Regions from separate parts of the Homo sapiens genome. Here region 2 is linked to region 1. A link is a loop called in an ENCODE intact Hi-C map of the cell type or tissue named here. Cell type or tissue: endothelial cell of umbilical vein. All regions are shown on one strand. Region 1 has its middle 34 kb from the start of CXCR3. Region 2 overlaps OGT (O-linked N-acetylglucosamine (GlcNAc) transferase).

The links. Hi-C counts contacts between places; a loop is a spot of excess contacts. Peaks named below come from ENCODE experiments on the same cell type or tissue, not always from the same donor. Only the 100,000 strongest peaks of a DNase experiment are listed, where the experiment ranks them.
Region 2: a loop joins it to region 1, with 7 times the contacts of the local background. A loop is called at or near these places in 14 of 110 quality-filtered maps.

Annotation. Positions count from the first base shown.
Region 1 is chrX:71,651,707-71,654,206 of GRCh38, reverse strand. No RefSeq gene overlaps it. Among named protein-coding and RNA genes, the nearest start is that of CXCR3, 34 kb to the right of the region's middle. In endothelial cell of umbilical vein, a CTCF peak has its summit at 1,543 (motif pointing right); a DNase peak (open chromatin) is centred at 1,546.
Region 2 is chrX:71,573,566-71,576,065 of GRCh38, reverse strand. OGT (O-linked N-acetylglucosamine (GlcNAc) transferase) reads right to left here. Exons shown (of 22, transcript NM_181672.3): 22 at 174-2,446. The coding sequence ends at 2,272. Among named protein-coding and RNA genes, the nearest start is that of GCNA, 3.6 kb to the left of the region's middle. In endothelial cell of umbilical vein, no CTCF peak of the experiment used is centred here; no DNase peak of the experiment used is centred here; H3K27ac peaks cover 291 bases.

The DNA of each region.
Region 1 (2,500 bases):
AACCCAAGTGTCCATCAATGATAGACTGGATTAAGGAAATGTGGCACATATACACCATGGAATACTATGTAGCCATAAAAAAGGATGCATTCATGTCCTTTGTAGAGACATGGATGAAGCTGGAAACCATCATTCTGAGCAAACTATAGTAAGGACAGAAAACCAAACACCACATGTTCTCACCCATAGGTGGGAATTGAAAAATGAGAACACTTGAATACAGGGTGGGGAACATCACACACCAGGGCCTGTCTTGGGGTGGGGGAAGGGGGGAGGCATAGCATTAGGAGATATAACTAATGTAAATGATGAGTTAATGGGTGTAGCACACCAACATGGCACATGTATATATATGTAACAAACCTGTATGTTGTGCACATGTACCCTAGAACTTAAAGTATAATAAAAATAAATAAATAAACAAATAAAAGAGAAACAGCATAAAAGTTCAGAAAATTTGCAGCCTGACAGTTAAGTAGAAAAGAAAAACTCCTTTTTTTGAGGAGAAATTCAAGCCGGCTGCAGAAATTTGCATAAAGAGCAAGGAGACTAATGTTAATCCCCAAGACCCTGGGGAAAATGTCTCCAGGCCATGTCAGAGAACTTCAAGGCAGCCCCTCCCATCACAGGCCCAGGGGCCCAAGAGGAAAAAGTGGTTTTGTGGGCTGGGCCCAGGGTTCCCATGCAGTGTGCAGCCTAGGAACTTGGTGCCCAGCCACTCCAGCCATGGCTGAAAGGGGCCAATGCAGAGCTCAAGCTGTGGCCTTAGAAGGTGGAAGCCCCAAGTCTTGGCAGCTTCCATGAGGTATTGAGCCTGCGGCTACACAGAAGTCAAGAATTGAGGTTTGGGAACCTCTGCCTAGATTTCAGAAGATGTATGGAAACGCCTGGATGCTCAGGCAAAAGTTTGCTGCAGGGGGAGCATTGTGGAGAACCTCTGCTAGGGCAGTGCAGAAGGGAAATGTGGAGTCGGAGCCACCACACAGAGTCCCTACTGGGGGACTGCCTAGTGGAGTTCCCATACAGGTGCACTTGATAATTATTTATTAAACTACGCACATAGATTGTGATGTTTTCTTTCTGTATGTTACTTACTGCCATAAGCAGAGAAAAAATAGTGGTAAGGGAAGTAACATTGCATTAAACAGTCAAGTATTTTATAACCAGAAGGATAACCAAAATTATTTTCTCTATTTATAGCAGATCTCTTTGAGAGTAGTAATATCAGTTTATTGATAAAAATAGTTTTATTTTCATATTCTCATAGATTTCACTAAACATCATAGGAGTGATGCTTACATAATTGGGATATTAATTTCGATGTTTTGGTAAGTATTTTATATTTGGGTGGTAAGTTTTCATTCACAGTTTGTGACTTTGTGCTGGAATCCCATGCACTTGGTACATTTTCTCAGGGGAGATTTGTCACCTCCCCATCCACTTATTCTCAGAGGTGGAGGACCAAGAACTGGAGAAAAAGAAATGACCAAAAAAAAAATCTAAAAACATGTGCCTTCAATGTAATACATGAATTTGACCAGGTGAGGGCAGTGCCGTTTTAAGCTGTTTGCTGGGATGCAAGTGGAGGCAGCTAGTGATCTCATGCCTTTTGAGTTTCTCCTCTTCTCTACTGTTAGCTGCTGGGATTGAAAGGGCCATTTGTGCCAATTAAAATGGAAGCAGTGTTGGCAATCCTTCTGATGGGCTGCATCTCCTTTGCCTGTTTGGCACTTCCATCCTAACGCCAACCTTGCCAGCTGCTTTCCCCAGCAACTCTTTTCTTCCTGTTTCTTCTCCTCAGGCCCAACTAAGACCACTGATGTGCTACACAAAGCACGGGGCCCTGACAAACAGAGAGATAGCAGGCTGGACTGTGCAGCCCTTTGGGGCCTTATTGTTGTGAATAAAGCCAGAGGCATTTTCCTAAAAAGTCAACCTCCATCCCAGGATGAGTTTCCCCTGCTTTTGTTTCTAGCCTTGTACTCCCTGAGGGTGGCTTGAGTGAAGGCTCCACACTGGTTTATGGCATTAATAGGGTCAAGTAGGACGAATGTTGGGATTATTTATTTCATCAATTGATGAAATGAAATAAAAACTATTCTCTGGGGCCAGGCTCAGTGGCTCATGCCTGTCTGGGAGGCCAAGGCGGGCAGATCGCTTGAGCTCAGGAGTTCAAGACCAGCCTGGCCAACATGGCAAAACCCTGTCTCTATGAAAAATACAAAAAAATTAGACAGGTGTGGTGCCACATGCCTGTAGTCCCAGCCACTTGTGGGGCTGAGGTGGGAGGATCGCTTGAGCCTGGAAGGTAGAGCCTGGCAGTGAGCCGAGATCACCACTGCACTCTAGACTGGATGACAAAGTGAGACCCCGTCTCCAAAACACACACACACACACACACACACACACACACACACACACACAAAACTATTACTGGTTCTGGGAGCCACCCCTCTGCCTAGAGATAAATAGCAATTTTCATGATAAGTACCACTCCATT
Region 2 (2,500 bases), 78 kb after region 1:
CCCACCCTCTACCAGACCTGGCTGAGAAAACAATTCCTAATATCATAGCTACAGTAGGGAAATTTGGTCCTTTCATGCTGTTTGGAGGTGTTTAAATATAGGTTTCATCATTGGATGACACTATTCTTCAGTCCAACACTCAATATAACAGGATACAAAATACATCAGCCGTATTAAAGGGAAATCATTCATTTATTAAGGATCGCAAGACAACATCTTAATTTCTGTAGTACGATTTAAATGTTTTACTTCTTTGATAAAGCAGAGTACAATAGAAAAAAAACAATTAGTTTCCAGTAATATCTATATCTCTAATCAGAATTAAGTCTTCCAAGACATATTACCTGGAAATAAAAGCCTGTTACAATAAGCAAAGCTTCAACCAGAGCGGCTACTTTTCGTGCCAGGAAAAAGTTCATCCCTATAGGAGGAATGATGTGCTATGTAAAATGGCTGTAAGGTCACAGCCTTGAGGGCATTGGAAGTATATTATCCTATTCCACATTAAGTATTTCAGCGAATTTCAAACATCAGTTTATCTGCAACCATGCTGGCAACCTTTAACTGATATTTCAATCAACCGGTAAAAAATAAATTAAGAAATCCCTTCACGGATATTCCGTGATTTACACTGTTAAAAGGTACACTGTTCATTAACATGTAATTCTGGTTCAGAATTACCTTTGAGACTCCTTGCTCAAAATTTGGTTAACAGTAAGAATCTTCCAGAAATTCAAGTTCTTATTAATCAATAATTTGTCAGCTAGGATACATTCAGGCATCAGCTGCAACTACAGAATAGGTGCACAGCCTCAGCGCTTTGGAAAGACATAATCTAGAACACTACTAGCAGACAAAAAATTACCTGCAACTGGATAGCGTAAGTGCAGTATAGCGAGACAAAACATATATTCATATGTTGGCTTGTTTAAGCCTCAAACCCTCGACCCTTTGTTGAGATCCCATAATTTTATTCCTATGATTTTAATAACTCAAGTTCCAGGAGGACTATAAGTCTAATTTGTACTCCAAACCAAACAGCAGTGCAGTTCGCTACTACTGAGGCTGAATCTGTACAGACTTCAAGACCAAGTCCAGAAGACAGTTATTATCTAAAAAATAATTACTTGAATACATAGATGATCCTTCAGAGATTTTACCTATAACCTATTTCTTGATGAAGGTTATTTAATGCACTGGAGATAACTGTGACTTACTGATCAAATACTTGAATACTTATACTTACCTGGGATTTCATTTCTGCTGAAAGAAATAGGAAGAACAGGACTCACTTAAAAAAAAAAAAAAAAAACTTTAGAAAGGAAGGTAAAAATCTTACACACACTATCACTTTTGGAAGCAGCATAGAAGGGGCAGTCAAGGGTAAAACACTGGTGAAACAGGTCAAAATTAGGAAAAAAAAAAAAACTATATTATTATCAATGACAGTACCACAACTGTGCCCTTGATAATTAGTAATCACTCCTAAAAATCTTCATTTGGCACCAGATGGTGTGTTTAAAACACCCTAGGATGTTTTGAATCAGGCTTGATTTTGTTAGTTGAGTTACAGGAGAATTTTAAGGGTGAGGGTATGGGGGTCAGGGAAGAAAAGGAAATGGGAAATGGACCAGAAAAAATCTTGAGTCATCATCTAAATCAACAAAGCACTGATAGCTCCAAATATTAGGTCAGACACTAAAACGACTGATATAGGCTCAAGTGGTTTATAAAACCTATAAAAAGACTACACCAGCAAAGTCCCTGTCAATCTGTCAGAGTTCAGAAACTAAAACAGGGAGTAACATTTTAGCTTAAAACCTTATCTCAAGAGAATCATATACACTTCACATGAATAAAAATACCTGAAACCAAACATTTTTAAAAGCTCCAGTACCCAAAATATAAAGAAAAAAAAATCCAGAAGACTGAATCAATCCATGGAATCACAAAGCGGCCGGACAATCTATATCTCCCCTCCACACTAACCATCCCATGGAAGACCAAGGGAGATCAGACCTTCCAGACCTATGCACCATCTGGTCGCCGCAAAATTCTACGGAGATTCCTTGTGGAAAAGCAGTTTCCCATCTTTTGTGTCTCTCCCTACCATGCAGGAAGCAAGTCTGGCTGTGCTATTCTATTACCATTATATATCACCCATCTGCAACAAGGTACTGTACAGACAAGTAAGAAGTATGTTATCTAGTTCCCTTTCCCCCAGAAGGTTGAGGCTCAGGTATAGGGGTAATTCTCCTGTGCAGTCTTTATTTATGCTGACTCAGTGACTTCAACAGGCTTAATCATGTGGTCAGGTTTGTTGCCAGCTGCATAATGCTCCCACATCTGTAGATAGAGCCGCTCTAGTTCCATTGTGTATTGTTTGGTGTTGAACAGAGGGCTAGATATTCTTTGCTTCCAGACTTTGCCACGAACTTTCTTCAGGCTGGGTAATAAAAAACAAGAACCCAGTTTACAAATCAGAGCAGAAACTCAGAAA